Regions from separate parts of the Homo sapiens genome. Here regions 1, 2, 3, 4, 6 and 7 are each linked to region 5. A link is a contact called in ENCODE Hi-C or POLR2A ChIA-PET data. All regions are on one chromosome and are shown on one strand. The core of a region is the stretch at or near the end of the contact, and the rest is flanking DNA. Distances in the headings are between cores, read along the strand shown. Region 1 overlaps DOP1B (DOP1 leucine zipper like protein B). Region 2 holds the start of MORC3 (MORC family CW-type zinc finger 3). Region 3 overlaps DOP1B (DOP1 leucine zipper like protein B). Region 4 holds the start of IFNAR2-IL10RB (IFNAR2-IL10RB readthrough). Region 5 holds the start of RUNX1 (RUNX family transcription factor 1). Region 6 has its middle 30 kb from the start of CLDN14. Region 7 holds the start of GART (phosphoribosylglycinamide formyltransferase, phosphoribosylglycinamide synthetase, phosphoribosylaminoimidazole synthetase).

Evidence for each region. Hi-C counts contacts between places; a loop is a spot of excess contacts on that map. ChIA-PET counts read pairs that join two places held with the same protein, here RNA polymerase II (POLR2A). Pooled maps may share reads with other maps.
Region 1: a loop to region 5 is called in a map of B cell, with 5 times the contacts of the local background. The contact joins the enhancer-like site here to the promoter of RUNX1 in region 5. A Hi-C loop is called at or near these places in 1 of 168 maps with a recorded cell type or tissue (B cell), 2 of 37 single-sample maps with no recorded cell type and 2 of 50 pooled maps. POLR2A ChIA-PET finds 5 or more read pairs at or near these places in 1 of 52 experiments (activated B cell).
Region 2: a loop to region 5 is called in a map of natural killer cell, with 11 times the contacts of the local background. The contact joins the promoter of MORC3 here to the promoter of RUNX1 in region 5. A Hi-C loop is called at or near these places in 1 of 168 maps with a recorded cell type or tissue (natural killer cell) and 9 of 50 pooled maps. POLR2A ChIA-PET finds 5 or more read pairs at or near these places in 3 of 52 experiments (activated CD4-positive, alpha-beta T cell, activated T-cell and endothelial cell of umbilical vein).
Region 3: a loop to region 5 is called in a pooled map, with 4 times the contacts of the local background. The contact joins the enhancer-like site here to the promoter of RUNX1 in region 5. A Hi-C loop is called at or near these places in 4 of 37 single-sample maps with no recorded cell type and 6 of 50 pooled maps.
Region 4: a loop to region 5 is called in a pooled map, with 5 times the contacts of the local background. The contact joins the promoter of IFNAR2-IL10RB here to the promoter of RUNX1 in region 5. A Hi-C loop is called at or near these places in 1 of 37 single-sample maps with no recorded cell type and 5 of 50 pooled maps.
Region 6: a map with no recorded cell type shows a loop between it and region 5 (5-fold over the local background). The contact joins the enhancer-like site here to the promoter of RUNX1 in region 5. A Hi-C loop is called at or near these places in 2 of 37 single-sample maps with no recorded cell type and 2 of 50 pooled maps.
Region 7: a map of CD4-positive, alpha-beta memory T cell shows a loop between it and region 5 (11-fold over the local background). The contact joins the promoter of GART here to the promoter of RUNX1 in region 5. A Hi-C loop is called at or near these places in 1 of 168 maps with a recorded cell type or tissue (CD4-positive, alpha-beta memory T cell) and 7 of 50 pooled maps. POLR2A ChIA-PET finds 5 or more read pairs at or near these places in 1 of 52 experiments (activated naive CD4-positive, alpha-beta T cell).

What each region holds. Positions count from the first base shown.
Region 1 is chr21:36,253,330-36,256,436 of GRCh38, forward strand. It overlaps DOP1B (DOP1 leucine zipper like protein B), which reads left to right. Exons shown (of 37, transcript NM_001320714.2): 23 at 443-580. Among named protein-coding and RNA genes, the nearest start is that of MORC3, 65 kb to the right of the region's middle. RefSeq lists enhancers at 722-821, 2,592-2,641. Within about 2 kb of position 1,787, at least 3 of the 41 ENCODE cell types and tissues checked have a DNase peak (open chromatin) inside an H3K27ac peak, as active enhancers do; they include B cell, where a contact is called at or near this core.
Region 2 is chr21:36,318,432-36,321,464 of GRCh38, forward strand. It overlaps MORC3 (MORC family CW-type zinc finger 3), which reads left to right and starts at 1,766. Exons shown (of 17, transcript NM_015358.3): 1 at 1,766-1,872. The coding sequence starts at 1,834. RefSeq lists a silencer at 1,890-2,349.
Region 3 is chr21:36,287,766-36,290,612 of GRCh38, forward strand. DOP1B (DOP1 leucine zipper like protein B) reads left to right here. Exons shown (of 37, transcript NM_001320714.2): 33 at 249-385; 34 at 991-1,046; 35 at 1,280-1,441. Among named protein-coding and RNA genes, the nearest start is that of MORC3, 31 kb to the right of the region's middle. RefSeq lists a silencer at 2,028-2,077. Within about 2 kb of position 1,571, at least 8 of the 41 ENCODE cell types and tissues checked have a DNase peak (open chromatin) inside an H3K27ac peak, as active enhancers do.
Region 4 is chr21:33,228,255-33,231,316 of GRCh38, forward strand. IFNAR2-IL10RB (IFNAR2-IL10RB readthrough) reads left to right here and starts at 1,684. Exons shown (of 13, transcript NM_001414505.1): 1 at 1,684-1,962. It overlaps IFNAR2 (interferon alpha and beta receptor subunit 2), which reads left to right and starts at 1,684. Exons shown (of 9, transcript NM_001289125.3): 1 at 1,684-1,962. RefSeq lists silencers at 1,501-1,960, 2,021-2,080, 2,101-2,150.
Region 5 is chr21:35,047,336-35,050,554 of GRCh38, forward strand. It overlaps RUNX1 (RUNX family transcription factor 1), which reads right to left and starts at 1,967. Exons shown (of 9, transcript NM_001754.5): 1 at 1,833-1,967; 2 at 1,507-1,623. The coding sequence starts at 1,564. RefSeq lists enhancers at 1,190-1,329, 1,690-1,809.
Region 6 is chr21:36,508,586-36,511,426 of GRCh38, forward strand. It overlaps a transcript of CLDN14 not described here. Among named protein-coding and RNA genes, the nearest start is that of CLDN14, 30 kb to the left of the region's middle. Within about 2 kb of position 1,591, at least 8 of the 41 ENCODE cell types and tissues checked have a DNase peak (open chromatin) inside an H3K27ac peak, as active enhancers do.
Region 7 is chr21:33,540,547-33,543,539 of GRCh38, forward strand. It overlaps GART (phosphoribosylglycinamide formyltransferase, phosphoribosylglycinamide synthetase, phosphoribosylaminoimidazole synthetase), which reads right to left and starts at 1,571. Exons shown (of 22, transcript NM_000819.5): 1 at 1,519-1,571. SON (SON DNA and RNA binding protein) reads left to right here and starts at 2,492. Exons shown (of 12, transcript NM_138927.4): 1 at 2,492-2,623. The coding sequence starts at 2,547. RefSeq lists silencers at 1,447-1,736, 2,777-2,866 and enhancers at 1,887-2,336, 1,901-2,632, 2,537-2,596.

The DNA.
Region 1 (3,107 bases), core at 537-3,036, 1.2 Mb after region 5:
CTGCACCTTTTATTCCTAATTTGTATCAAATTATGTTGTTCCCCTGGGTGGAGCCTTTACCTAGTTCAATAGGAAATGTTTGTTTAAGAGATTAAAACAGGCCGGGCGCGGTGGCGGCTCATGCCTGTAATCCCAGCACTTTGGAAGACCGAGGCGGGCAGATCACCTGAGGTCGGGAGTTTGAGACCAGCCTAGCCAACATGGCGAAACCTCATCTCTACTAAAAATACAAAACTTAGCTGGGCGTGGTGGTGGCCAAGATCGCACCACTGCACTCCAGCCTGGGTGACAGAGTGAGACCGTGTTTCAAAAAAAAAAAAAAAGAGATGAAAACAGATTGATTTCTCCAGGGACGACTACTGTAGAATACAATAAGGATGTGTCATCCTTATTTTTACTTTCTCTCTATAAGCTTTCAAGGAACTTTTTTTTTTCTTGGCAGATTATCCCAACGGCAAGTGCATCCCAGCTAACCCTTGTCGACTTGGTGTGTGCACTCAGCACCCTGCAGACTGACACGCTGCTGCACCTGGTGAAGGAGGTGGTGAAGAGGCCACCCCAAGTCAAAGGGGGTGATGAGGTGAGGAGCCTGGGGAAGCCTCTGGGCTTCTGCAGATTAGTGGGTGGCATTTGTCATAACTCTACTTCCTTATAAATCGTGTTTGGGAGGGAAGGATAGGTAACAAGAGCTAGTGGGAATGCTTGGGGTAGTGAAGTGGAGGTGCTGTTTGCTGTGCTTTGGGGGAGACCTATGAAGATCTGGTGCTTCTTTTTTAAGTTGGGAACTGCCTGAGGTCAGGGGCTCTCATTCCTTGTACCCTGCTGCTGAGGACACTGCCTGGTACATGGGTTAGCGCCTTCTGGGCACCAAGTGGAATAAAATCTTTAGAAAGAGGAAATGGCACCTGCCTCAAGGAGCTCGCAGCCATAAAGATGCCAAAGATAAACAAAACCAGACTCTAGTGAAAGATGGTAAAGACAGATGTGATTCAATAACCACTGCGGTAAGGGAAAGTGTTGGGTTCAGTTTAGATTTGTGTGGAGATGACTGGGAAAGGATGAGGGAGGAGGGAGGGGGAAGGAGCAGGAAGTTTAAGGAGAGTTGGAGAAGTAGAAAATTACAAAAGAGCAGGTGGGGAGGCTGCTCAGTCCATAGATGTGATTAGGCCATCTGGGTTTGCTAACTGGGGCTTATCCAAATGAGGCTCCTACCCTCCCACAGAGGCTGGGAGATCGAGACTCTGTCTTTCTTGATGATTCTGTTTCAAAGGGATGGCTCCCAGGTCCTTGAGAAACACATTCCTAGGTTGTGGGAGACACATACACATCTCAAAGGGACAGAGAAAGTATTTATCATTGTAAACTTAAAAGAAAATGCTCTAAGAAAGGGAGGTCAGGGGTCTCGCAGGAACAAACAGTAAATTATTTGGCAACCTTGAGCTTTCTCGGACAAGTGTTTGAAGAGGACTGGTGTCCCCATCCTAGGGATCCATGCTAGTGTTGTTTGGGGCTGTGGGGGTGGACAGAATCATTTGTCAAGCAGAGGGCTCAGAGGAGCCTAGCTAGAATCAGCTCAAGGAGAGAGTCTTTGTCAAGGGCAAATTAAAATTTGTGTAACTTTTTTTTTTTTTTTTTTTTGAGACACAGTTTCACTCTGTCACCCAGGCTGGAGTGCAGTGGTGCGATCTCAGCTCATTGCAACCTCCACCTCCTGGGCTCAAGTGATTCTTGTGCCTCAGCCTCCTGGGTAGCTGGGAGTACAGGTGCATGCTATCACTCCTGGCTAACTTTTGGTTTTGTTTTGTTTTGTTTAGTTTTTTCGAGATGAAGTCTCACTTTGTCGCCCAGGCTGGAGTACAGTGGTGCAATCTCAGCCCACTGCAACCCCGCCCCTGGGGTTCAAGTGATTCTTGTGTCTCAGCTTCCTGAGTAGCTGGGATTACAGGTGCGCACCACCAAGCCCGGCTAATTTTTGTATTTTTTTTTTTCTTTTAGTAGAGACGGGATTTTGCTATGTTGGCCAGACTGGTCTTGAACTCCACTTGCCTTGGCCTCCCGAAGTCCTGGGATTACAGGCGTGAGCCACCGTGCCCGGCCAAAATTTGCATAATTTTTTTTAAAACTTTTTTTTTTTTAAGACAGGATCTCACTGTCACCCAGGCTGCAGTGCAGTGGCACAATCACAGCTCACCATAGCCTCGACCTCCCCAGGCTCAAATGATCTTCCCAAATAGCTGAGACCACACATGCACACCACCACACCTGGCTAATTTTTATATTTTTTGTAGTGACGGGGTTTGCCACATTGCCCAGGCTGGTCTGGAACTCCTAGGCTCAAGCAATCCTCCTGCCTCGGCCTCCCAAAGTGCTGGGATTACGGGCGAGAGCCACCATGCCTGGCTGCATAATTTTTTATAAAGGTAGAAAATAAATGTCAGAGAACATAACTAATGATAGACACTCTGAGAAAGAGGAGATTTCATCTGGCTGCTGTGAAACAGAAACCTTCAGGGTGATGTCATTGAACCGAGAAGTTCCTTGTAATTTTTCTGCTCAATTTCATTACAGCAGCCTGGAGGGCCCATGTTGTCTAGAGAGCTTCTTCAATTATACACGGTGGATTTAAAACAGGGCAAGCTGTGTGGTTTAATATTTGCATTCCCTTAGAGTCTTCTATTTCTGTTTTTACCAAAGCAGTCTTCATCATTGAAAGCAGCAGAGCTGTTTTGCTCTTAATTAACTAATTTAATAAAAACCAGGGATTTATTTCAATCTTGAAATAATTGCCTTCTGTCGAACAGTTTAAAATCATACAGTTAGCAAAAATTTAAGAATAATCTAAATGAAAATTAGGGGGGCCGGGCATGGTGGCTCATGCCTGTAGTCCTAGCACTTTAGTCCAGGAGTTCGAGACCAGCCTGGGCAATGTAGGGAGACATCATCTCTACAGTAAATTTAAAAATTAGCTGGGTGTGGTAGTGCACACCTGTAGTCCCAGCCACTTGGGAGGCTGAGACAGGAGGATCAGTTGAGCACAGGAGTTCGAGGTTGCAGTGAGCTATGATTGAGCCACTGCACTCCAGCCTGGGTGACAGAGTGAGACCCTG
Region 2 (3,033 bases), core at 516-3,015, 1.3 Mb after region 5:
CCAGCCTGGGCGACAGAGCGAGACTCGGTCTCCAAAAAAAAAAAAAGAAAAAAAAATCCATTCTCTTTTGTTTCTTTTTCCTTTTTGAGACGAGAGTCTCGCTCTGTTGCCCAGACTGAGTGCAGTGGTGAGAACATGGCTCATTACAGCCTCAGTCTCCCAGGGTCAAGTAGTCCTCCCCACCTCAGCCTCCCAAGTAGCTGGAACCACAGGCGTGCGCCCCCAAGCACAATTAATTTTTTTTTTTTTTTGAGATGGAGTTTCGCTCTTGTTGTCCCGGCTGGAGTGCAGTGGTGTGATCTTGGCTCACCGCAACCTCCACCTCCTGGGTTCAAGTGATTCTCCTGCCTCAGCCTCTCCAGTAGCTGGGATTACGGGCATGTGCCACCACACCCGGCTAATTTTGTATTTTTAGTAGAGATGGGGTTTCGCCATGTTGGTCAGGCTGGTCTCAAACACCCGACCTCAAGTGATCTGCCCGCCTTAGCCTCCCAAGGTGCTGGGATTACAGGTGTGAGCCACCACGCCCTGCCAGCTAATTCAATTTTTTTTTTGTAAAGATGAGGTCTCCTCGTGTTGCCCAGGCTCGTCTCGAACTCCTGGGTTCAAGAGACCCTCGCAATGTAGCCTCTCAAAGTGCTGAGATTACAGACATGAGCCACTGCACCCAGCCAATTTCTCTTTCTAAAAATAATTAATTTTTTTGAGACAGTCTCACTCTGTCGCCCAGGCTGGAGTACAGTGGCGCGATCTGGGCTCACTGCAACCTCCTTGTCCTGGGTTCACCCACTTCTCCTGCCTCAGCCCCCCGAGTAGCTGGGATTACAGGCGCCCACTAATATGCCCAGCTAATTTTTGTATTTTTAGTAGAGATGGGGTTTCACCATGTTGGCCAGGCTGGTCTTGAACCCCTATCAAGTGAACCCCCAACCTCGACCTCCCAATGTGTTGGGATTATAGGCATGAGCCACTGCACCGGCCTTATGCCTTTAGGACTCTTATTTATTTATTTTGAGACGGAGTTTCACTCTTGTTGCCCAGGGTGGAGTGCAATGGCGCAATCTCGGCTCATTGCAACCTCCGCCTCCTGGGTTCAAGCATTCTCCTGCTTCAGCCTTCCGAGTAGCTGGGATTACAGGCATGTACCACCACGCCCGGCTAATTTTGTATTTTTAGTAGAGATGGGATTTCTCCATGTTGGTCAGGCTGGTCTCGAACTCCCGAAGTCAGGTGATCCGCCCGCCCACCTCGGCCTCCCAAAGTGCTGGGATTACAAGCGTGAGCTACCGCGCCCGGCCCCAGAACTCTTTTTTTTTTTTTTAAATCATGAGTTAGATTGATAGTTTTCAGGGCAAATCCAAACAGTCTACATTAATTTCCGTCTTTATTTCGTTAAGGTTTCACATGGACACTGGTGGATATGGAATGGCTTTTTTCTGCGCAATTCACATCCGACCAGGTCAAGTGACTGGAGTTCACCGGTCTCGGGTATACCGCATCTCGCGCCAGGCTTCAAACTCTAGATCCCCGAGTCTCGAGCTCCAGCTGGGTGTCGAGACGGGTACGGGCCGGCCGCGCCTCGCGCATGCGCCCTAGGCCCGCAGGGCCCCGCGCTGGAAGCTCAGCTCCCACTGTACCCTGCTTTAACCAGTCAGGCAATTCATCTTCCCCAAGCTCCCAATTCGGCATTGCCTGGAGGCGGAAGTGGGTGGGAGGGGCCAGACGTGCGCCCCTCCCCGGAAGTGGGCGGTACCCATAGGGCTCCACAGTCGTTCCGCCACCTCCCAGTCGGGTTGCGGCGGAGGCCGTTCCTGGCTTTGTAGCTCGCTCAAGATGGCGGCGCAGCCACCCCGCGGGATACGCCTCAGCGCGGTGAGCAGCCGCGAGGGGTGGAGCGGGCCGTGTCCCAGGAGGGCGGGCGGGCAAGCGAAGGGGGGCCGGCAGTGGGCGGTGGCGGCTTGTGGGGCCGACGCGGCGGCGGGGGCTGCGGCGGGGCCCGGGGAGGGGGCGGCCATCTCGCTCCCGTCGGCGGAACAGCTCGGCTGCGGGCCGGGCTGCGTTCCGTCGCCTCTGCATTGTGTTTCTGTTTTGCTTCGGGGCGGGCCAGGGTCGCGGCTCCTCCTCCCAGCTCCCTCCTAGTCTCCCAGCAGCTGTCGTCCGCGGGCGAGGCCTCGGCGGGAGATCGGTCTGCTCTCGGGGCCGCGGGGCCCCTGACCCTCTTCTGTCCGCTGGGCGTCGTGGTGGGAGGGAGCGGGTTCCGCGTCCAGAAACGCCGGCGGCCTCGACGTCCCGGGGGCGGGGGGACGGGGCTGCGGGCCTGCCTGCGGGCGAGTGGAGTCAGGATGAGTGTGCCTGATGCCTGTCAGTGCCTGCAGCTTCCTTGGCAGTGGAAGCCTTGGGGCCCAGACCCTAGATCGCTGAGCTCGAGCTCTCCTCTTTATCCCGCGTTGCGTCTGTTTTGGGGCGTTTCGAGTTCTTGGAAACCCTGTGAACATTTCTTGTATCTTAAATCGTAGGGAGCGGTCACACAAGATAACTTGAAATCTCACGTCCAGGAAATGTGGGCGTGGCTTCCCCACCTGATTATCCTAAAAAACTTTTCTACCTTGTGAGCGCAGTTGATGTTATGCTGAAATGTTCCTCTTTTCTGGAGGTTGTTGACTTTTGCCAAAGAATGACTGCCCTAGTGCCACTAATTTTAACATTCGAATGGGTAGTGACTCCTTGGGGTACAAACACGTAGTGAATAATTGGTGCATTGCTCTGGGACTTTCATTCGTTTAGGCAGATTCTAACACCTGGTTTTGACGGACTTTAAATTTTTTCTAGTCCGATATTTGTGAAATGATATTTGCTTTTACTTGCGTTTCCTTGACTGTTTGTGTTGTTGAGCTCTTCGCATGTATTAGTCTTTGTGGTTTTTTGTTTTGTTTTTTTGAATTGCCTATTCATATCCTTTGACCATTTTCTGTTTTTCTTTTGGGAGGATCTTTATTGATTTGTAAGAGTTCTTTACGTATTCTGGATAAAGGT
Region 3 (2,847 bases), core at 321-2,820, 1.2 Mb after region 5:
TAGTAGAGATGGGGTTTTACCATATTGGCCAGGCTGGCCTCGAACTCCTTATCTTGTTATCCGCCCGCCTCGGCCTCCCAAAGTGCTGGGATTACAAGTGCGAGCCACCAAGCCTGGCCTGTAACACTCATTCCTTACACTGGGTTGTTACTAGAATGTCAGAACAGTCACAGTTTTATTTTTCTTTGTCTGATAAGAAACCCTAAACTGCATATTTGTGTAACATCTTTACAATCTTCTTTCCTTAGAACGCCTGACAGACAATCTCAGAGTTGGACAGACATCCATAGTTGCTGCTCAGATGTTTCTTTTTTTCAGAGTTTTGCTGCTAAGAATATCTCCTCAACATTTGACTTCATTGTGGCCAATAATGGTCTCTGAATTGGTGAGTACAAGTATTGTAAGTTTGAAAGCAAGGTTGGAGCTTTTTAAAATGCTTTTTCAGTAACATAACGTACTATTTCCTATGTATCCCATTTTATCTAAATGTTATTTTTAATCAGGTTGGTAGCACATGGTTAGCTCTTGGTTAAACAGAGAATATTTTACTCTATGATCATATTTGATCTCTCACCCTGTCAGTTATTCCAACTAACTTGTACCATTTGATAATACTTACTAGTTTTTTATATACATATAAATTTGGGCTGGGCGTGGTAGCTTATGCCTGTAATCCCAGCACTTCGGGAGGCTAAGGTGGATGGATCACTTGAGCCCAGGAGTTCGAGACTAGCCTGGGCAACATGGTGAAACTCCTTGTCTACAAAAAAATACAAAAATTAATTCGGCATGGCGGGAAGTTGCATCTGCAGAAGGTTGAGGCTGCAGTGAGCCATGATTGTACCACTGCACTCCAGACTGGGTGACAGAGTAAGACCCCGTCTTATTCATTCATTCATAAATTAATCGATTTTTAAAAATAAGTAAAAAAAAATATTTGGGTAGATTTAATCTGTCTCAGATAGTAACTTGAATGCATTTTTTTTTCAGATTCAGACATTCACACAGCTTGAAGAAGATCTAAAAGATGAAGATGAGTCATTGAGGTAAGCAGTACAAGATCTGTACACAAGAGGAAAAGATAGTCACGATTAAAGCACGTCACTTTAGATATAGAGTTGTCTAATGTTAAATGCTGTTATCTTGAAGTACTTGTGAAAGGACCAGCTATTCCAAAAATTTCTTAAAAAGAAAATTCTTCTGAGGGACAGGTCATAGGTGAATGGACTATAACAGATCTGAATGAATTTATAACAAGCGTTTCTTTGCAAATTTATAGAAGCACCAACAAAGTAAACAGAACGAAAGTTTCAGTCCCGGATGCAAATGGACCCTCAGTGGGGGAGATACCCCAGAGTGAACTCATCTTGTATTTATCAGCTTGCAAATTCTTGGACACAGCGCTTTCTTTTCCACCTGACAAGATGCCATTATTTCAAATGTAAGTCAGATAGGATCGTGTGTCCTTTTTGAAGTAAGAGATTTTGTTTTTTCCTTTTAAGCACTTTCACTTGTTTTTCATGTACAGTTTATGGGAAACCACCATCTGGGTTTCTAGTGACAGCTAAGCCAGCTCGGAATACCAAGTTTCAGATTACTTGCAACATCTGTGGCTCTGCAAATTTGGCTCACAGGAGTGTTTATGAATGTGTTTCTATGGTGTGTGTGTGTGTGTGTGTGTGTGTGTGTGTGTGTGTGTGTGTGTGTGTGGTTTTTGCTACTGAATGCTTATAAAACAGGGCTTACCCACTGGTGCTCCTCACTGCCTTTGTGTAGACCTTTTTGTCTGTGTTTAGTTAGATACAAATGCCTTTATTTGGAGCCTGCCATCTCCGATTCACTTTGCCCCATAGGCTTATGTTTCCTGCCGGCTTAGCACAGCTGCTCATTTGTTTAATTTCATGACCAGCCCCAGAGGCTATTTCTCTCTCTCCTACCCCCACAAAGAGAGTAATCATATAGAAATGTTTGTGGTTAAAGAGCGGGTTCTCTTAAATGCACATTGCTAAGTGAAAGAAGCCAGTCTGAAAAGGCTACACACTGTATGATTCCAACCATGTGACATTCTGGAAAAGGCAAAACCATGGAGACAGTAAAAAGATCAGTGGTCGCCAGGGGTTGGGGAGAGGGAGGCAGGGATGAATGGGTGAAGCACAGAGGATTTTTAGGGCAGTGAAATTATTGCATACAGAGCTATAATGGTAGATCCATGTCATTGTCCATTTCTCCAAATCCATACAATGTACACCACCAAGAGTGAACCCTGATGTAAACTCTGGACTTGGGAGGATAACAGTGAGTCAGTAGAGGCTCTTCAGTTTTAACAAATGTACCACTCTGGTGCAGGATGTTGATAATACGGCAGGCTTGTATGTATGTAGGATGGGATGTACGGGAACTACTTTCTACTCCATTTTGCTGTGAACCTAAAGCTGTTCTGCAAAAGAAAGTCTTTTAGTTTTTAAAAAGCAGGTTTGGGCCGGACGTGGTGTCTCATACGTGTAATACTAGCACTTTAGGAGGCTGAGGCGGGTGGATCACCTGAGGTTGGGAGTTCGAGACCAGCCTGGCCAACATGGCGAAACCCTGTCTCAACTAAAAACACAAAAATTAGGCCAGGTACCGTGGCTCACACCTGTAATCCCAGCACTTTGGGAGGCCAAGGTGGGTGGATCACTTGAGGCCAGGAGTTCAAGACCAGCCCGGCCAACATGGTGAAAAACCCTGTCTCTACTAAAAATACAAAAATTAGGCCAGGCGCGATGGCTCACACCTGTAATCCCAGCACTTTGGGAGGCCAAGGTGGTTGGATCACCTGAGTTTGGGATCAGCCTGACCAACATGGAG
Region 4 (3,062 bases), core at 434-2,933, 1.8 Mb before region 5:
TTTTTTTGGTATTTTTAGTAGAGACGGGGTTTCACCGTGTTAGCCAGGACTGCATTTGTTTTTTAAAAAATCTTTTTCCTAATTATATAAGTAAGGATGTTTACTGTAGAATGTTTGGAAAGGAAACAAAATAAAAATCACCTACTATCATCCAATCTGCAATAAGTCATAGTTAAGGTTTTGACATAGTTTTATTTTTAATATATATGTTTATATAAAAGAGTGCATGCAGCACATGGAGTTTGGTATTGGATTTCTCCCATTTTCAGAGGCTATTTCTGCAAATTCTCTAAAACTGTGGCTGAAAATATTTTCAATGTTGAATGTCTTTTATAAGAAATAGGATCCTAGATAAGTTCCCTTCAGATCGTATGGGGCTGGTGGGAATTCTGCCAAGGGTCACATAAGAGGCAGGACCGTGACATCCTCTTTATGATCACCCTTGTGCCTAGCCTTAAAGGAGTATCAGCAAATGTTGGTTGACTTCATAGATTAAAAGGCTCATTTTTCCCATCTACAAAAAGTATGAAACATCCTCCTCCTCCCTTTCCTAGGAGGCCAGAAAGCTGAACGAGAGATTAAATACTCAGTTAAAACAATTTAGGTGGTTAGTGTATCTTTTCCCTCTCCTTCAAAAAGATATTAACATTTCCATTTTAGTAGCTGTAATGTTTAGAATATACATACATTTTACTTGAAAGCTGCCTCATAGTCTATTTTGGTTTTGGATTTTCTTTTTTTTTTCGTTTTTCTTGAGACAGAGTTTCGCTCTTGTCTCCCAGGCTGGAGTGCAATGGTGCAATCTCAACTCACTGCAACCTCCACCTCCCAGGTTCAAGCAATTCTCCTGCCTCAGGCTCCCAAGTAACTGGGATTACAGGCGCCCGCCACCACGCCCAGCTAATTTTTGTATTTTTAGTACAGACAGGGTTTCACCATGTTGGTCAGGCTGGGTCTTGAAGTCCTGACCTCAGATGGTCCATCTGCCTTGGCCTCCCAAAGTGCTGAGATAACAGGTGTGAGCCACCGCTCCCGGCCTCATAGTCTATTTTAGAAGTTGACAGGCTATAAATAACAAGCAGACAAATTAATGAAGAACATCTGTCTTTCTGCCTATCCCGAAACACGTTGATCAGTGGGGGGTCGAGGGAAGGGTAGGAGTATGGAGAAGAGACCCGCGGAGAAGAGGGGAGAATCTACAACGGATAATGTTGTAGATATTTACAACATTTACTCAATGGTAGGTATTTTTATCCTCGTTTTACTAGTTGGAGAATTATATCATGCAGGTTTATACAATTAACAAGTGGGGGAGCCAGGAGAGAACCCATTCACTCTTTAGTTCATTCATTCATTCAGTCAGTCAACACATCTTTGGGTGTCTTCTAAATGCCAGGCACTATTCTAACCCCTAAGGATACTTCAGTAAACAAAACAGTCCCAAATTCTTCCCCTATGGAGCTTTCTCGGCGAAGGCGGGATTGGTTAGGAGCTGACAATCGGCAGCAGACGATTGTAAATGACCGGACCTTTTTTCTATTCTCCTGCCCAGCCCCCGGCCCGGCCTCCGCCTCCGGCCCTGCTCCAGCCCCGCCAGCGGCCCAGGACCCGCCCCTGGCTCCGGCCCCGCCCCTGGCTCCGCCCCCGCCCCCGCGCCGGCGGCGGCGCGGCGCCCGCGCTTCCGTATCGCTCCTCGTAGGCCGGGGCTCGGCGCGCGCACCCGCACTAAAGACGCTTCTTCCCGGCGGGTAGGAATCCCGCCGGCGAGCCGAACAGTTCCCCGAGCGCAGCCCGCGGACCACCACCCGGCCGCACGGGCCGCTTTTGTCCCCCGCCCGCCGCTTCTGTCCGAGAGGCCGCCCGCGAGGCGCATCCTGACCGCGAGCGTCGGGTCCCAGAGCCGGGCGCGGCTGGGGCCCGAGGCTAGCATCTCTCGGGAGCCGCAAGGCGAGAGCTGCAAAGGTAACGCAGCGTGGCGGGGTCGCGGGAGCGGAGCGCGTGGCCAGCTGACTGGAGGGAAAACGCCGCCTCCCTGCAGCGGTTCCCGGAATCCCCTCCGGTTCCCTCTCGCTCTCCCCGACTCCTCCTCCTCCTCCTGCCCTCCCTCTGCGTCTTGAGTATGCGGCTAGTGCGCCCTTCCTCTCTCCCGGGGCCGCACCTGCGACCCCAGGACCCCTCCCGGGCCCTGTCCTGCGCCCTCCACGCGTCGCCCCTGCTGGGAGTCCGCTTTCGTTGCACCCCTCCGCGTCCCACCCCACCCCACCAAGGATGCCCAGGATACCGGGCATTTGCCACTGCAAGATGTGAGTCGTTGCTAAGTTTGAGGGTCACATTCCTCCAGGTCCACCCCGCCTTGCAAAACCGGCTCACCAGCTGGGTGCTCAGGTTCGGGATCTCCAGCCCGCCCCCTTGAGGTCCCCTGGGATTAGCCCCCCTCGACCTGCGTCAGGGTCACAGACTGCAGCCGGGGCTGGAGCGGCCTACACCCCTCCGGATCCGCTGCGTGGAGGCAGGAGGGGGAAGGGGCGAGGGGACGTGGCCGCGGAGACAGAAGGGTGCACCCTCCCAGGGTCGGAGAGGGGAGATACTGGGAAGATACTCCGCGAATATGGAGAGGCGATCGGCACTTGCATTTCAACCCTGAGCAAATCAATCCGTTACACGCAGTAGCGAGTTGACTCCATCAGCCCGTTTATTTGGTTAGCGATGGTTATATTGACTCTGAGTATTCCCACCTCCTTTCTTTTAACATTTTTTTTTTTATTTCCTTGTTTTGTTTAGCAAGAAGTCTTAGAAACGAATATAGCATGCTTGGGCGTTGATTCAGTGGTGAGAAGTGCCGGAGCTGGCTCAGGGAGAGGTGGAGTTTCCCATGTGTGCTCACTGGCCCAGGGGCTAAGTCCCACTGCTTGCCAAGGTTTCTCAGTATCCTGTCCACCCACCCCCTATCCACCTGTGCAGGCTTGAGGGGGTGAGGGGGTAGCAGATACTCTATCAAAATCTACCCTAAGGAAAATATTCGATAAACACTCCTAGCAATTAGGGCATAGCTGATAAGGCTT
Region 5 (3,219 bases), core at 717-3,216:
TTACCAACCAAACGACGCTGCAAGACTAGTGACTAACGCACGTCTGCATGATTCAACTTCACTAAAATTCCCTCTGCTGCCAGTAAAGAAGCACTTGAAAACTCTTTAATTTGAAACTTGAGCTTGGTTAATGACTTGTTTTCTTCTCTTTCTCTTTAACTTCTCTCTTGCCATCTCCAACACACACACACACACACACACACACACACACACACACACACACACACTCTCTCTCTCTCTCTCTCTCTCTCTCTCTCTCTCTCATCAAGTTTTTTAATTTCAGGGACCCGGAAACATACAGCCCCGTGCATTCACAATAGCATTTGCTGTGATAAAGTGGCCGGCAAGCCCTCTGCATTCCCCTGCTCACTTAGCTGTATGAATAAATAATGAGTCACAGATACAATTTGGGTGCTCAAGAGAGTTTGTAGCCAGAAAATTAATTATTCTCCCATCCCAGCCCACTCCATCTCAGCTTTGCCAAACCATCAAGATACACTTTGCAGGCACTGGTCAGAGTGCGTGCCCCGACGCACACGGCAATGCCTTTGAGACATTTTATGTTATTATTTTTGTTTGTTTAAGCACAGCCCTCTTTTACCACGAAAGATACACAAGACGCACATGCACACACATACTCACACACTCACAGCTCAACCACAGCTTTGTCCATTTCAAGAGGCTGGTTTCAAAAATGGAGACAGGTTTTCCACCCTGGCTGTTCCTATTCATAAGCCTGTAATCTAACGACTTAAGCTGCGAGAATGCTTAACTCGGGAAACTTCTCTATTGCCCTTTTCCAGAGAGACCTCGGTATGCCACAATTTGCTTCCTTTCTCTCTTGAAAGATGCTGGTTGTCTCTTTGCATTGAGGCTACAAGGAAAAACACAGCACAGCCCCATGCTGATGATTTTAACCTAACCAAGTCTGTCAGTCTCCTGTACTCTCTGCCTTATAGAGACAGCTGCCTTGCCACTTTGGCCCTGAAGTCCCCAGGCTGGTGCAAGGCTATCTGAGAGCCTCCGCCTCCTGCCCCACACTGGCACCAGCCCTCCTGGCTGGCTCTGTGCATGTGCCTGCTAAGCCCCAGGGCAGGCTGCATTCTGGGCCACACAGCATGCCGAGTTAAGGATAACTCAGACACAGGCATTCCGGGCAAGGGACAGCAAAATAAAACCCAGGGAGCTTCGTGCAAGCTTCATAATCTCTAAGCCTTTAAACAAGACCAGCACAACTTACTCGCACTTGACAAAGTTCTCACGCACCGACTGAACACTCCAACAGCATAACTAAGTATTTATTAAAACATTTCTGAAGAGCTTCCATCTGATTAGTAAGTAATCCAATAGACTTGTAATCATATGCCTCAGTTTGAATTCCTCTCACAAACAAGACAGGGAACTGGCAGGCACCGAGGCATCTCTGCACCGAGGTGAAACAAGCTGCCATTTCATTACAGGCAAAGCTGAGCAAAAGTAGATATTACAAGACCAGCATGTACTCACCTCTCATGAAGCACTGTGGGTACGAAGGAAATGACTCAAATATGCTGTCTGAAGCCATCGCTTCCTCCTGAAAATGCACCCTCTTCTGAAGGCGGGGGACTCAATGATTTCTTTTACCTTCGGAGCGAAAACCAAGACAGGTCACTGTTTCAGCCTCACCCCTCTAGCCCTACATCTCTCTTTCTTCTCCCCTCTGCTGGATACCTCTGGGACTCCCCAAGCCCTATTAAAAAATGCACCTTTGTAAAAACAAATATTCAAATTGTTAAAGATTAAAAAAAAAAAAAAAGCCAGCGCCGCCTTGGCTGTGGGTTGGTGATGCTCACCACGCTGCGAAACCCTGTGGTTTGCATTCAGTGTGATTCGTCCTGCCTGCTGACCACTATGCTGGGTTCAGACTTCTGACACTGCCAGGCTACCCAACTTGTGGTTCTGTGGTTGTTTATGAGGCCCAAAGAAGTTTTCACACAACCCAAATTACAAATTTAACTGTTCCCCTTTCCACAGCCCATCTCAATTGGTTCTTGCCAATCATGTGACTTAAGTGATGTCAATTTTTTTTTTTCTTTTCTGAGCAATGCCCTTCCTTCCCTCCACCTGCCCTCCCCCAGGCTGTGCAAGAAAATAGCCGAGTAGACTTTGCAAGAGGGGGGGATGTAGAAAAAAGTGACTCAGTCACTTATTATATCTCAATGGTCTTTGCTGATTTAGTACAACTCGGCTCCTGTTGTTATTTGTGGTTTTTGGAACTACTGATTATTTTGATAAAGATTTCATTGCTGCTTATTCAATAGTAATTCAACGCTGGCATCAAGCCGCTGCTCCGACAGGATGTGGATCCCATCATTTAAAATGCTAGGCATCAGCTCCGGGAGAGTTAAGTCCTTGGTAACGTCTATCATGGCATAAGTGAAACTATAAAAGGGAAAAATAAATAAAAAGAAATGTTTTGGTGAGAGTCTGACCCCTACAACGGGCTGGCAACTCACAGGTATTTTAAAGCCTGGGAAAGGGAAAGAATTTTACTTTTGAAATAAAAGGACTGTTTTAATGAAACCAAAATTATGTGGTTTTATTCCCCCTAAATGGACAACTTTAGTATGTATCTCTTTCAGTAAAGAGATAAAATCATAGTACAGTCTTAACACACACACACACACACACACACACACACACACACACACAAATTAGGAAGCTAAAGGAAAACAAAGCAGAGAGAATTTCTGTATTTGGGACAAAGCAGTGGTTACTCTGCAGATGTTTATTTGTATTGTCACTTGGGAAAGCTCCCTGTATTGCCTTTCTCTAGTTCAATTCAAATCAATAGGCTAATTTACACCTGTAGGTAAAACTACACTTTGAGCACATGAGGATGCCACAATAGAAGGGGAACCAGGAGGAGACACTTCTCCTGGGGCTGACTAATGAATATTATATAGCGCGTCCTCTACCTTAGAAAGACATGCCTGTTTGAAGATGCTAAAAACAGGATAATTTTGTAAGTGGGCAAACCACTGTGGTCACACGTATTTCATTTTCCGGCCCCACTGGCTTTACCTGCTGACAACTAAAACGTCATTTTGTTTTGTAGTTCCAAGATGAAGAAAGGCTTATTTTCCTGATTTACTACCTTATTCATTTGGCTCTGCTCTGCCTACATCCGCCATAGCACTCTGCGCACGTGAAATTTCGACACATAGGGTCAAGAGAACC
Region 6 (2,841 bases), core at 341-2,840, 1.5 Mb after region 5:
AGAGGGCAAGCAAGCACAGAGCCATCCTCTACAGTGGTCAGAGGGCAAGCAAGCACAGAGCCACCCTCTACAAGGACACCGGAGCACTGAGGCCATTGCTCTTGGGAAGAAACCACCGAGGTTTCTGTTAGCCAGGGTGGGCCAGCTGAATGTCTGCAACATCACTGAAAACAGTCACAAGTTGGAGAGACAATGGTCTTTTTAGCACTCCCCTTGGGGGAAGCAGTGTGGGAGATGGAAGGTTCTGGAGTAAGGGGTTATGCCTCGAGGGGCTGGCTTCAGGACATTGTCCTGTGGGTTGGTAGGCGTCCTTAATTGTGGGGCTTTTGTTTTGCTGAGAGGAGGCTGCAAGTTTGAGGCAAAAAATGAATTCTCTGGAGGTAAAGAAGCCGCTGAGGCTGCTCCCCGCTGGCCCTTTCTTCCTGCTGGGCCTTTCCTTTATTTATTTAGAGTACTCAGCCTTTCCTCTAGGTAAATATTGAAAGAATATATAAAAACCAATAGTTTAAACAGTGTCAAATTATTATCCTGTCTCCACCTGGCCCTGGGCATGGCTGCGGTGTGTATTGTGCTAGGTTCTGACTCTCTTTGGTTGAGCAGGAGGCGGCCCTAGCGCCACAGGTGGAGATGGCTGCCCACCTGCTGTGAAGGCACTTCCGGTGTCCGCCATCTTGGGAGCAGCTCAGACCGGAAACCACAGGCTGGAGAACGCAACTGGGAATGGAAAGCAGGAGTGGCTCTTTGTGTTGCTTTGGGCTGAATTAGGAGAAGGGTAGATGTTTGGAGGTGGTGTTGGCTGCAGGGAAGAAGGAGTTAGAATGGGATGAAAATTTTTGGCCCAGAGAAGGGGAGCAGTGGTTGTTGGCTGAGGCATTTATTGAAGGATTCCCATGGAGAAGATACATATGGTTGGGGGCAGAGTCCCTGTTGAGAGGGAGTGCTGCCAGTTCCATACAGAAATTCCTTCTCCCTGACAACCGCAGATGTCTTAGCAGCATTGCTTTTATTTTTTATTTATTTATTTATTTTTGAGACTGGGTCTCACTCTGTCACAGGCTGGAGTGCAGTGGCGCAATCTCTGCTCATTGCAACCTCCGCCTCCCGGCTTCAAGTGATTCTAATGCGTCAGCCTCCCGAGTAGCTGGGACTACAGGCACACGCCACCACACCCAGCTAATTTTTGTATTTTTAGTAGAGATGGGGTTTCACTGTGCTGACCAGGCTAGTCTCGAACTCCTGACCTCGTAATCCGCCCACCTCAGCCTCCCAAAGTACTGGGATTACAGACGTGAGCCACCCGCGCCTGGCCCAGCAGCATTGCTTTTAGACTGACAGCTTAGAAACCAAAAGTCTGTTTACTGGCCACCTACACAACCTGTCAATCCCTAAACAACCTGAAGGTTTAGTGCCCTACCATAGACACCCTGTAACCCATTAAGAGGTCCAGCCTTTGCTACAGCAAATGGTGTAAACTCCCACGGCCCAGTTATGTCCAGGGCTCAGTTGGGTTTTTGGCCTCTTTATCCTCAAATGGGGAAAGCATAGCTCTGGGCCAGTCAAGCGCTGAGCTGATCCAAGACATTCTTCCACCCGCCAGACTGGAAATACCGGAAAAGCGGTGGCAGCTGCCCTCAGAGGCAGTGTCAGTATTTTCTTTCCTTTTGGCCAGTTCCGTTTTGACTAGAAACTGGAATCATAATTATAATGCTACATGTTTACAGATTTTAAGTAATTGATCCCTTGGAGTCCTCTTTTGGGGGAAAAGCATTCTACCCACCTCATACATCAGGAAAACAAGAGGCCATATGGTTTGGCTGGGCTGGGTGGTCTCTGGTGTCAGTAGGAGAGTGGAGACTGCGGCTTCAACAGTTCTTGACTTCTTGGCTTGTGTCCAGATCTCTGGGCCTTGCAGCCCCTAGAAAGGTGACACATGAGAAACCGAAGTGGACCAGACCATAAACTCTCAGGAGCAGTTACCTCTAGAGAGGAGGGCAGGCCTCGTGGCCCTGCCTGTGCCTGTTTCTCTTGGAGGGACAGGTTGGAGAGGAGGAAAACCCCTTACTACAGGAGTGTTTCACCTACCTTTAATTACCAGTTAAAACAAAACATTCTGTAATGAAAATTCCCCTTGAAAGAAACTCCAAGTTGCTGTGAAGGTTTCATCTTTCCCTTTTGAATCCCAAGGTCTGCAGCCATGTAATCCAATGTTGGTCTGGAAAAATATCTGGCTACAGAAAAACCCACATGGGGTGTTGGGGACGCCAGTAAAGGGCAGGAGGTTGGATCTTGTACAGTAGCCCTTAGCAAAATCCTTCAGGTCAAGCCCTGGTCTACTTATTAAGAACCCTCTTAACCCTTTTAATAAGAGGTAGATATGTTTTCTTCTGATTCTACCTTCTCTATTGCCAGCAATGTTTGTCCTCAATAAATTAATGTGAGTTGGTGGTGGATGTAGAAAAGGGGAGAAGGGAAACCTAGTTCTCCGATGGTCATGGCTATTTCAAGATAAGGGAAGTGGCAGAAACACGGAGGGAGGCAGGCCGGGGAGCCTCCAACCCCAACAGGTGAAGACACACATAGAGGCATGCAAGTCAGCAAACAAATTCAGGCTGGGTTCCCAGAGGGAAATGTTTGTGTTTTTTTCTAAGTGAGCAGGTGTAGTTAAGCACACCCTTTTCACGGTGCGTTGAAGCAGATTTCCAGCCCTGTTTGGAAGCACAACGTTGCCATCTCAATGGGTTGTCCTTCTGAACCCATAATAGCTGTTTACTTAGACCAGATCCCGTATTGCCTTGTGTCATTGTCCAATTTTCCTATGTGGATTTTACCAATTCAGTTGTA
Region 7 (2,993 bases), core at 321-2,820, 1.5 Mb before region 5:
TCATTTCACTTTAGTTCTGGCACCTGAGACTTAGAAGGATGGATACAACAGCAGTGTAACCTAGGAGATTAACTGAAATGACATTTATAAATAAGTACAATCTGGCACTCAGCAGTAGTAAATGTTAACTTGTTACATTTACTTACCACAAGACAAACTGGTAACAGGAAAAAGAAAATTGAAAACTTATTTTGATGATGTTGGGATTACATATTTTAAGAAAAATGTAAGCTGACAATATACAAAACTAACATTTTTTTGAGCACTTAACCTTGGGCAGGGTACTATTTAAAATGCTTGTCATGAAAGAATCCTATGAGGGAGATACTATTACTATCACCAATTTGCAGATAAGACAAGGAGGCCCAGATAGGTAAATAACTTGCTGGAGGTCACACAGGTAAGAGGGGGTGGAGCCTAACAGAAGCAATTTTGCTTCAGATTCTCTCAACAAGTGAAACGATGATCATTGAAAATTTGAGAAAGGAAAAAAAAAAACCCTGTTAAATTACAGTCTCGGAAGGAACAGCTACTTTAGTGTAACGGGAAAACACATTTTACTTGCCATGTGTATCTGAAATAAACAGATTTTTTATTTTATTTATTTATTTATTTGTTTAGACAGTCTCTCTCTGTCGCCCAGGCTGGAGGGCAGTGGTGTGATCTCAGCTCACTACAACCTCCGCCTCCCGGGTTCAAGCGATTCTCTTGCCTCACAGCCTCCCAAGTAGCTGGGATTACGGGCGTGCGCCGCCACGCCAGGCGAATTTTTGTATTTTTAGTAGCGACGGGGTTTCACTACGTTGGCCAGGCTGGTCTCGAACTCCTGACCTCCAATGGTCAACCCACCTTGGCCTCCCAAGTGCTGGGATTACATCACATCCGGCCAGAAATAAACAGATCTTTAAATCTAGAGCAAATGTTACATCTTTAGTTTGAATATAGCAGTAGTGTGGGAAAATTCTGTTTACTCTAGTGGATCACTGAAAATAGCCTTACTACCCAGTGGTGAGGACGCCTGGGCTCCTGAGTCTCACACAGCGCCTTGGCCTGGGTAGAGACGCTGCCCCATACTAGCAGGAAGACCTTGGGGGACTTCACTAACCTTGGGCCTCATTCCTCAGAATGGGTAACATAAGCAGAATAAGACAGGCAAATAAAGCCGTATCAGAGGATATGGAGAATAAAGTAGAAACCAACTACAAAATTAACCAAGTAATCTGCCAGAGACAACGGGTGCATAAAGAGAAAGTACACCAATTTAGGGTTATGTCCTAAAAATGTATAAAGACACAAAAAGGCCTTGACATCTTAGAAAACAGGAAAAGTAAAAGAGCAAATAGAAACCAGCTAACAGTAGCAAGTGAAAAGCACATGGCCAACCCCCACCCACCGCATTTACAAACAACAGGAAAATTTCTACAAATCAGTTTCTATGGTTTCACTCAGTTCGCGATCTTAAATCCCCAAACCAAAGCCTAAGCGCGCTCCGTGTAAAAGCGGAGGGGGTTTACGCACCGACACCGGGTGGCCACCTGGTTCCCGCTTGCCCGCTCGCCGGAAGTCGGCCCACCGGGACCGGCGCGGGACCAGCGCGGCACCGCCCCTCACTGCCCCGCCCTACGACGGCTTCCCTGCCCCATTGGTCCGCGCGGCCCTGGGTCTCCGCGGCGAGAATCTAGTCTGATTCCCTCCCGCCCTGGGCGCTGCCTGACTGCTCCCCAGCCGAGACACCCAAGCCTTAGCACGTTTATAATGTGACAGTGGTACGGGGTGCCACGCAGTGTTTCCAGGAGCGCCGGGGGGGAGCGCCAAAATGCTAAACCCATTCTTAGCCAATTGTGCGCCGCTCACGAGTCAGAGCTGAGCAGCTACCGCGGAAAAATCTCGTGACACGCCTGACTCCTGATGAGACTAAAATGCACCGGGCTTTGAATGCCGGTCGCTTAGGACATCCGGCCTATTGCTAAAAAAAAAAATGAGGCTGGTTATAGAACGCACTGGGGAAGACACAGGGCAACAGCGAGTTCCTCCTCTCACATGCCAGTGGGGGCGGGGGCTGAAAAATTCTCTCCCGGATGCATATCCCTGTCGAAACTGAACTTGGCGCCACCTGAGAGCGCCTGAAAGCCGTGTGTTAAACACCGGGTTGCCCTTCTTGCTCTTCTTCCTCTTCGCCTTTAATCTCAGGCACTTAGCAAGCCTGTTAAGGCTCCCAAACACTGCTGGGGACTGACAACTTATGCGGACACGGTCGCCTCAAGAGAGACGGCTCCTGTAATGGCGCCTGCGTCAGACACTAACATGGCGGACATAGTCGTGCGCGGCGCAAACGTCAGCACCTCTACCCCAGCCGCTCAGAAACAGCAGAGGAGAGCAGGGCCGTGCTCACTGATTGGTCCCTCGGTGGAGCGGGCCGGACCGGGCATTCCCTTTGGAGCCAATCAGGAAGGCGAGAGACCGAATTGGCCCGTGCGCCTCCTCCCGAGGCATGCTGGGAGCCTGGAGGACTAGCGAGGAGGAGTTGAGAGAACGGAGCGGACGCCATGGCGACCAACATCGAGCAGATTTTTAGGTCTTTCGTGGTCAGTAAATTCCGGGAAATTCAACAGGAGCTTTCCAGGTAAACGCCTCCCAGATTCTTCTGCTCCCAACGGACCGTTAGGCCCTCACCTAGCCTTCTTTGGCACCTTTCTTCGGAGACGCAGTCGTTCCCCGGCTCAGGCCCCGCTAGGGCCCCGCCTGGGCCTGGGATCCATTTTCCGGGCCCCCCCCAACCGCCCCCCCAGCCGCTCCCTTCCTTTTCCCTCGAGGAACTTCGCCTTTTCCGAGGTAACCCAAGACTCCCTGTTTCAGAACCGAGTTAAGATGTTCACCCTTCTCCCCTGTTTGGGTCCCCCCTGCCGTTTAGCTACTCGTAGGCCCGGTTGTCCGCCAGGGACGGGCCTAGTTCCTTCCTCAGCTCCTCCTCCGCCGCCGCGTATCCCCTCCCC